2 separate regions of the Homo sapiens genome follow, and region 2 is linked to region 1. A link is a contact called in ENCODE Hi-C data. All regions are on one chromosome and are shown on one strand. Each heading gives the region's core, a stretch centred on a gene start or an enhancer-like site at or near the end of the contact. The rest is flanking DNA. Distances are from core to core; before and after follow the strand shown. Region 1 overlaps KAZN (kazrin, periplakin interacting protein). Region 2 overlaps KAZN (kazrin, periplakin interacting protein).

Region 1 (4,315 bases), core at 739-3,238:
ACTTCGCTCGCTCGCCCCTCACCTCCTGCTGTGCAGCCTGCTTCCTAAGAGGCCAGGGACCAGTACCAGTCCATGGCCTGGGGCTTGGGGACCCCGTGTGAAGCCACTGCATTGTGTCACTTTGTTACAACAAGAATGGGAAACGAACCAGGCCCTCTCTTTCCCTGGACTTGGCAGCCCTAAACACTGCCCTCTCTCAGGGCTTAGGACACGTGAGGGTCATCTGTTTCCTTTAGAAACGCCTGCAGGGCACAGCAGCCAGCACGGGGCGGGTGGAGTTAGCTAGCACTGACTGAGCATGGAGCAGAAGAAAGGATCCGGAGTTTCCTCTCCTTACTGGAAGGACTAAGGCCTGTGGGAGCCTTTTCCCTGCCACAGAGTGAGTCACCTGCCTTACACTGAAAGAAACACAACTTTATTATTTAATTTGCTCATTCACCAAATGTTCCCTGAAAGCTTCCCTACCCCAAAGCTTGTGCCGATGCCTGTGGTTCAGAGCATTCCAGGCCCTGCTCAGAGTCTAGGGACATGCCTGAAACCTACGACACACTCAGTGTACCTTACTTGAATCCTATTTTTCCAAGTGGCCAACCAGGCCTGTAGATGAGAGTCTATCCCATAGGCATTCCTGCTTCAAGGAGTTCTAGGCTGCAGAGACTGTCTTAAGTCCAGCGGGGTCGGTGGGGCTGGAAGACTAAAGCTCCCAGCAGGTGCAGCCATGCCCTGGCTGCCTTTGCAGATGTCACCAGGCCTGCAGACAGTGGGGTAGTAGGTGGCCTGAGAGGCTGTTGAATAGAACGATGTGTCATCTGTGCTGGGGCGGCCATGCCCACTTGCTTTCTTAGACACACATCCTTGTCACCACAGCACTGTGTGGGTTTGAAAAGCTACTTGATGTTTCCTGTGTCCCTTCCCACATCCGCACTCCATTCTTAGTCTCATTCCCTCCATCAAAGACGTGTTCATCTTCTATGCAGTTCATCACCTGGGGTTGAATGTGTATGTTCCTCTTTAGTAAATTCATACGCTTGAAGCTACTGCTGTTTCTTTAGCCTGGTGGCTCTCGGGGCTGCTGCAGGGGGCCCACCCTGAGCCAGCCCCTCGGTCCCACAGCCCTGACGTAGAAGACTCTTTGCTGGTAAATCTCGGAACTCACTGGAAGCTTCCACAAAGTTTAACTCTACAGACAGAATGTCTTCCTTACATACTACCGGCTGCTTTTAAATATTGTTAACAGATCCCCCTTAAAGGCTTCTTAGACTCCACATTTTGATCCAGTTGATAATAATTGATGGTCAGGTGGAAGAATTGCCCAGGCTCTGTTGTTGTTCTGTTATAGTTGCCACTGGACCTGCTTTCAGCACCCTCACCCTGGCTGCTTCAGAGGGCAGCTGGATTCCTAAAAAGAACCCATGCCCTAATGCACAAGTACTTTTTATTTTATTTTATATTATTTTTCGTGGGGGGACAGAGTCTTACTCTGTCGCCCAGGCTGGAGTGCAGTGGCATGATCTTGGCTCACTGCAACCTCTACCTCCTGGGTTCAAGCGATTCTCCTGCCTCAGCCTCCTGAGTAGCTGGGATTACAGGCGCCCGCCACCACGCCCAGCTGATTTTTGCATTTTTAGTAGAGCTGGGGTTTCACCGTGTTGGCCAGGCTGGTCTTGAACTCCTGACTTCAAGTGATTCACCTGCCTCGGCCTCCCAAAGTGCTGGGATTATAGGCATGAGCCATGGTGCCTGGCCCACAAGCACTTTTTAAAAATAATTAATAATCATCATCATTTAATTTGAGAGTAGTTTGAGGTTTACAGAAAAGTTTCTAAGATAGTACGGAGCGTTGCTGTATACCCAGTTTCCCCGTTAAGATCCTTCAATTACCTTGCACAAGAGCCTTAAAACCATCTCTTGTGTCGTGCTTGCTGATATCTCATTGGCCAAAGCAAGTCACCTGACCAAGCCCTGTATCACGTGGGCGGGGCTCTGCAAGGCCAGGCTCCTTGGCAACCCCGTGACTCACAGTCCAACACAGAGATCCTTTTAAATAGAATTGTTTCCAGAACCTGCCCTGAAGTCTGGGGTTCTGGTGACTGACAGTCTACACATTTGCAACAAACTTTGTCCCCTTTGCTTTTTATGCAGTAATTTTTTTTGCACCCGAGGAACTGATGTTCTCGTCCTCATCTGGGGTTTTTAGCACTGAGTCCTTGACCCTCTGTGAGTTGCACAGGCAGCCAGGACGGCGCCTTCCCCCAGGCGTCCCTGTCCCCCACACAGCCTCCCTAACATGTGCCCTTTCCGGCGTCTGCTTCAACACTTGGATCAGCTTCTTAGTAGATTCCGTGATGTCTTAAGGTTCTAATTATGGAAGTCTTCCATTTATCCTGAGAACAACGGAAAGGCTGGTCTGTTTGCAAATGCACAGACACCCTCTAGCACTCACCCACGCCCATCTGATACTTGTTTTGGAAACATTTACCAGAGCTCAACTCTTCTGTGTTCTGGGGAGGGGAGATTAAGCCCATTTTGTAGTTGGGAAGACTGAGGTGTGAACACACACTGCATCACTTTGGAGTGATAATCATTTCGGCTAGCATGTATTTAGCACTTGGAATTTGCCAGGCACTCTCTTCATTCCTTTGCCTGCGTGAGTCATCAGTCCTCCCAACAACCCATGTTCGATGGGTAGTGTTAGCCTCAGTTTCCCCATCTATAAAATGGGGATGAGAGAGGTTAAGAAATTCTTCTGGCCGGATGCAATGGCTCATGCTTTTGTAATACCATCACTTTGAGAGGCCAAGGCGGGCGAATCATGAGGTCAGGAGTTTGAGACCAGCCTGACCAACATGGTGAAACACTGTCCTTACTAAAAATACGAAAATTAGCCAGGCATGGTGGCGCGTGCCTGTAATCCCAGCTACTCAGGAGGCTGAGGCAGGAGAATTGCTTGAATCCGGGAGGCAGAGGTTGCGGTGGGCTGAGATTGCGCCGCGGCACGCCAGCCTGGGCGACAGAGCGAGACTGTCTCAAACAAAAAAAGAAAAGAAAAAGAAAATCTTCTACGGCCTTCTAGCTAGTAGGTTTTGGAGCCAAAGCTTGATCCCTAATGAGTCTGTTTTCCAAACTGATTTTCTTCATAGATATTTGGCAGGTACTTCTTTGATTCTGAGGTTCTCAGGGGTGATCACAGCAGAAAAGAGGAAAAGAGTGAAATAGGGAAGAGAGGAGAAAGAGGAGAGGATCTGGAAGTGGGTGTCTTTCAGAGGCCCCCTTCCCTGGAGGCACCAGGAGTTGTTTTTTTTTTTTTCTTTTTCTTTTTTTTTTTTTTTTTTGAGACGGACTCTCGCTCTGTTGCCCAGGCTGGAATGCAGTGGCGCGATCTCTGCTCACTGCAAGCTCCGCCTCCCGGGTTCACACCATTCGGCACCAGGAGTTTTAATGCATTCTCCGTCTTCGCTCTGAAAATGGTCCCCGGGAAGAAAGGCTGCAAGGTTGCTCTCTTGGCCACACCAGACAGAAGTTTTTCTTCCCACCTCCTCCCAGTCTCGTCCTCCTTCCCCTGCAGGGCATTGAGCATGCTCCAGCCCCCGGAAATGCCAGTGGTCTCGGCTGCAGCAGAGGCTGTCTTTACGGTAGGGGCAGAGGCTGCACACGCTGATCCTCAGCTTTTAATTAATCCACCCCTCCCTGGCCCCTTCCCAGGAAAGGTCAGAGATGGATTCTGCAGAATGAGGACAGGACTCGGTGTGCGTCAAGCCAGGCTCTCCAAATGCCTTTCAGAAGACCTTGCCCAAGACCCCATTAAATTTTGCTTGGAGCATGGCCTCCATCACTGTGCAGGTCTTCATGCCTACCTGGCCATGACAGGGTCAGGACATGACCTTGAAAGTGTGGCAAGAAAACGAAAGCCACGCTGGCCTCCATCCCAGGAGAAGACCTTTGGTGTGAGCAGGGGAGGGTCATCTTCAGAGTTGGCCTCAGAGGCAGTGCAGGGCACTCTTGCTCTGCGGTGCCTGAGCTTGGCTCAGTTGAGCACAGGTCCAAGGCGGCTGTGGACACAGGATCAAGTCTGACACAGGCCTTGACCCTGATTCACCTCACCCCTGCTTGGCTCCCAGGGGAATGCGCTGCTGACCTCAGACTGGGAACTTTTTTTTTTTTTTTTGAGTTGGAGTCTCACTCTTGTCGCCTAGGCTAGAGTGCAATGGCACAATCTCAGCTCACTGCAACCCTGCCTCCCGAGTTCCGGCGATTCTCCTACCTCAGCCTCCTGAGTAGCTGGGATTACAGGCACCTGCCACCACGCCCGGCTAAT
Region 2 (4,315 bases), core at 945-3,444, 38 kb after region 1:
GCCTTACCGCGACACTGGGCCCTGGGCAGATGTGCAGGCAGCTCTTAGGATGGCTGGAAACTTGAAGATCAGAACTCAGCTGGATCTGAGCCTTGAACCCTGGGACTGTGAGCTGTGTCAGAGACAGTTCCCACCCCCATGAGACCTGGGGTTCTGGGGTATTCTGCCAAACCCACTCACTGGCCAGCCCAGGGGCACCAGCAAACATAAAAACCAAAGGCCAAGCCCTTTAGCATTTACAAAACACTTTTGCATCCAGTATCTTGTTGAAGCAAAGGAGGATTCTCATGGCCAGGAGTAAGACTAGAGGTAGATGACCCAGGCCTCTGGGCCAGGGGAGGTTTGAGCTAAATCTTTGCTAGGCTTAGGGAAGAGAGGAGCCCTCTCCTACCTGCAGAGGTTTGGTGGTCACCTAGCAGCTACCTTGCATGCAGCAGCAGCTTGTGAAGTTCTAATTGGATTGGACTGGATGGGAGCAAGAAAAGCCCGGGCCGGGCTGGTCCCTCCTGACAGCGAGCCGGGAAAAGGCAGGGTCTTTCTCCTATCTTTCCCGTCATCATATTTTATCCCATCCACAGGGCTGAGGCCCACGTGTCAGAGCGGAAGCAGGTGATCAATCACTCATTCATGCCGCACATATTTACTGAATACCTACTATGTTCCAGACACTGTCCTAGGTGCCAGGGATACAGCAGTTGACAAAACAGATAATAAACCAGAGAAATAAGTAAAATGTATGATCTGGTAGTTGGTGCTAAGTGCTAAGGAGAAAAATAAAGCCAGGAAGAAGGGTGGGATGCGCCAAGGATTGCCATTTTAGAAAGTTCCAGGGAAGGGGCTGGGCGCGGTGGCTCACGCCTGTAATCCCAGCACTTTGGGAGGCCGAGGCAGGCGGATCACGAGGTCAGAAGATCGAGACCATCCTGGCTAACATGGTGAAACCCCGTCTCTACTAAAAATACAAAAAAACTAGCCGGGCATGGTGGCGGGCACCTGTAGTCCCAGCTACTCGGGAGGCTGAGGCAGGAGAATAGTGTGAACCTGGGAGGCGGAGCTTGCAGTGAGCTGAGATCGCGCCACTGCACTCCAGCCTGGGTGACAGAGCAAGACTCCGTCTCAAAAAAAAAAAAAAAAAAAAAGAAAAACAGAAAATTCCAGGGAAGGATTGATTGATGATACTCATAATACCAATCACAGCTGTATTTACTCAGTACCTTCAAGGGGCCAAGCCCCTGCTGGGAACTGGACAGACACTCATGTAACCTTTGGCAACAACTCTGAGAGTCAGCATGTTGGGAGGCTGGGCAGTCCTCGGGAACCAGAGCACTAGGTGAGGGGCTGGAATATTATGGGTATGATTAACCCCATTTATCACCAGTGAGCTGCAGAGGCAGGATTGGAACCCAGAACGGGCACTCCAAATCTGGCGAGGGTTTTTCATGAGCTAGGAATGTAATGTTGCCACTACCTTTGAGGTGCAGACATTACGGTCCCCAGTTTGGCACACTGCACTAGGCTGGGAGGTGTGGAGGGTGTGATTTGAGCCCAGGGCTCTCTCAGGCCTCTCTGTTTCCCAGGCTGGCCACATCTGGACCCAGGGAGCAGGAGGAGGTCCCAGGTGGGAGGCTCGGGCCGAGCTCTGGTGGGACGCAAGGTGGGCTTGGCCAGCCGACCCGTTGGGTAGTGGGAGCCCTCCCCTTCCTTCCCTTCCTGGTTTCTGCTCTGCCGGGCAGGTAGCTCACCTGCCCGCCTCCATAACAGATGATTAGCAGGCCCGGCAAAGTGGGTATCTCCACAGCGGAGGAGACTGGGAACAGCGCACTCCTCATTTCCAGCATATGCCTGCTTGCTAACAAACCTGAATGCCACCGCCCATTTCACTTCTCGGCTTTGATTTGCATAAGGAGTTTTTTCCTGATAGAGTTATCAGTTCATAGCATCTCCCATGTGCAAAAGCCTTGAGCCCCCATCAGCACAGGAAGGGAGCCGTGCCGTCACCCAGCCTTGGCACAGAGGCGGCCCCTGCGAGTGGGACTGGTCAGCTGCGGAGTCTCTTGCCAAGTTCTGGAGCAGAAAAATCACCTCCTTCTTCCTTCCCTTTTAAATGAAATAACTGTTTTGGCCTTGAGGCCTGCTGAGGCTCCTGGAGGCCTTGTTTGTCTTGAACTCGTGGCCTGCGGAAGTGGGTAGCTGCTCCCCCTGGAAGCTCAGCCCGAAGCTTATCTCCATGAGCCCAGCGCTTGGGCCACACCTCACCCATCCAGACGGCACCACCTCGGAGTCCAGGCCTCGGCTGTAAGTCTGAAGCCCAGGCTGCCAGAGTCGTGGAGGAAAGAGTTTTCCCAAGTGGATGAGTGGCCAGAAGTGGCAGGTGTTACAGTGGATCCTGCTGGACTCTGCAGGTCTCAGGCGAGCCTGAGAGTAGTCGGCCTTGCTGCTCACTGGCAGGCTGACCAAGGCAAGTCATTTAACCCCTCTGAGCCTTACTTTCTCATTCATCAGATGGGAACACTGGTACTCAGTAGGTTGTGTGAGGTGAGTGAGACAGCTATGATGAGGACCGGGAATGCCCTGCCGGGTTTCCAGAGCACTTCACTGTTTGCAGAGCTCTTCGCAGAGGTCATTTCATGTGACCCTTTAAACCCCTCTGGAACAGGCAGGTTCAAAGGCCAGAGGTTATGTGACCTGCACAGGTGCCACAGGGCTTCTAGCCCTGGTATCTGGCTCTAAGTCTAAGGCTCTTTCTAGCTTGTCCCGTCTGCCTTCCAAGTTCAAGGTCTGTGTAAGGCACTGTTACTATCCTGAGAGTCAGCCCAGGTTTCTCAATGGTCCCTGTGGGCCCAGGAGCCCTGGGCAGAGGCGGCAAAGTCATAAGAGGAGCGGCAAGGCTGAGGTCCCATTCCCCTGCCAGCCACAGTCCTCAAGGCCTCTCCTGCATCCTCATCACTTAGTGCTGTTTGTTTGGGCTGTAAGTAGCTCAGTTCCTGTTATTCCCCCCTGGACAATCAGGCAGGAAATTCTTCACTTTGGTTTCCTTAAGAGGTCACATACTTTTCTCTCTTGCAGAAGTAAATAAAGCCCGTGTGCTGAGTTGGCAGTTTTGCACACGAGCCCGCCCGCTGGGGTGAGCCAGCAGCCCCCTTCCCTCCAGCCTTAGCTAGCCCTACCCAGGGGGCCCAAGGGCACCAGGAAATTCGGGCAGCCTACTGCCCGGGCACTGACTCCCCAGGTGGCATCCTGGGCACGTCCTGCAAAGACAGGAAGATTTTTAAAGCACGCCCAGGGTTAGAGCCTGGGATAATGTGCCTTGAGGAGACTGTGCCTGTTCACAGAAGCAGCAGTCACATTCCCCTCCCGCACCCAGAATCCCGACAGAAGAGAGGGAGGGCGCCATGTGACAGTGTGCTTATGGAGAACTCAGGTAAGCGCCATCCCAGCTCCCAGAGCACGCTGAGCACCAGGAAGGCCAGGAGGGTTGCCTGGGAACAGGCAGACCCAGAGTCACAACGCCAAGCACCTTTGCACACATGGCACCCCTTGCTCAGGCTGGGGAAACGTGCTTCCACAGCTGCAATGAGCCCAGTCCTCTTGCTAAGCCCACAGCAGTTGAGAGATGTGTTGGGAGAGGCTGCTTTGAGCACCCATGCAGACGGGACAGCTGTCAGCTCCATAGCAAAGGAAGAGAGCGAGGACAAGGCTACAGAACTTGGCCAAGACTCAAGCTCCACCATTTGGACCACTGGGCAGAGGCATAAAATGTCTTCTGCTAGCCTTGGTGGCATTTTTTATTATGGAACATTTTTGTTACATACAGAAGTGAATAGAATAATGAAATTAATCCCATTTACCTATTACCTGACCCCAAACATTCATCAACCCATGGCCAATTCTGTCTCACCCTCCGCTCGTTCCTCCCCATAATATTTTGAAGCAAATCCAAGATGCATCATGTCATCTACAAATATTGTAATATGTATCTATAAAAGATAAGGACTCTTTTTAAGAAACATAACCTCCAAACTATCATCTCACTTGAAAAAATGATCAGATACTGTTATTACTCAAATTTCCTATTGACTCATAAATTCTGTACCTTGTTGGAATCAGGATCCAAATATCCACACAGTGTGATTAGTTTTAATATCTTTTTAAGTCTTTTTAAATCTAGAAGCTCTTCTTCCTTTCTTTTTTTATTATCCTTGCTAATTATTTGTTGAAGGAAACATGTTGTTTGTCTGGTAGGTTTTCCAGGGTCTGGAGTTTGCTAATTGCATCCCCATGGTGTCCTTAACATGTTCCTCTGTCCTTTGAATTT

The links. Hi-C counts contacts between places; a loop is a spot of excess contacts on that map. Pooled maps may share reads with other maps.
Region 2: a loop to region 1 is called in a map of endothelial cell of umbilical vein, with 4 times the contacts of the local background. The contact joins two enhancer-like sites. A Hi-C loop is called at or near these places in 3 of 168 maps with a recorded cell type or tissue (PC-9, endothelial cell of umbilical vein and head of caudate nucleus) and 3 of 50 pooled maps.

What each region holds. Positions count from the first base shown.
Region 1 is chr1:14,968,368-14,972,682 of GRCh38, forward strand. The region is part of intron 2 of KAZN (kazrin, periplakin interacting protein); the gene reads left to right. Among named protein-coding and RNA genes, the nearest start is that of TMEM51-AS1, 180 kb to the right of the region's middle. RefSeq lists enhancers at 1-493, 1,681-2,403. Within about 2 kb of position 1,989, at least 5 of the 41 ENCODE cell types and tissues checked have a DNase peak (open chromatin) inside an H3K27ac peak, as active enhancers do.
Region 2 is chr1:15,005,939-15,010,253 of GRCh38, forward strand. The region is part of intron 2 of KAZN (kazrin, periplakin interacting protein); the gene reads left to right. Among named protein-coding and RNA genes, the nearest start is that of TMEM51-AS1, 140 kb to the right of the region's middle. Within about 2 kb of position 2,195, at least 5 of the 41 ENCODE cell types and tissues checked have a DNase peak (open chromatin) inside an H3K27ac peak, as active enhancers do.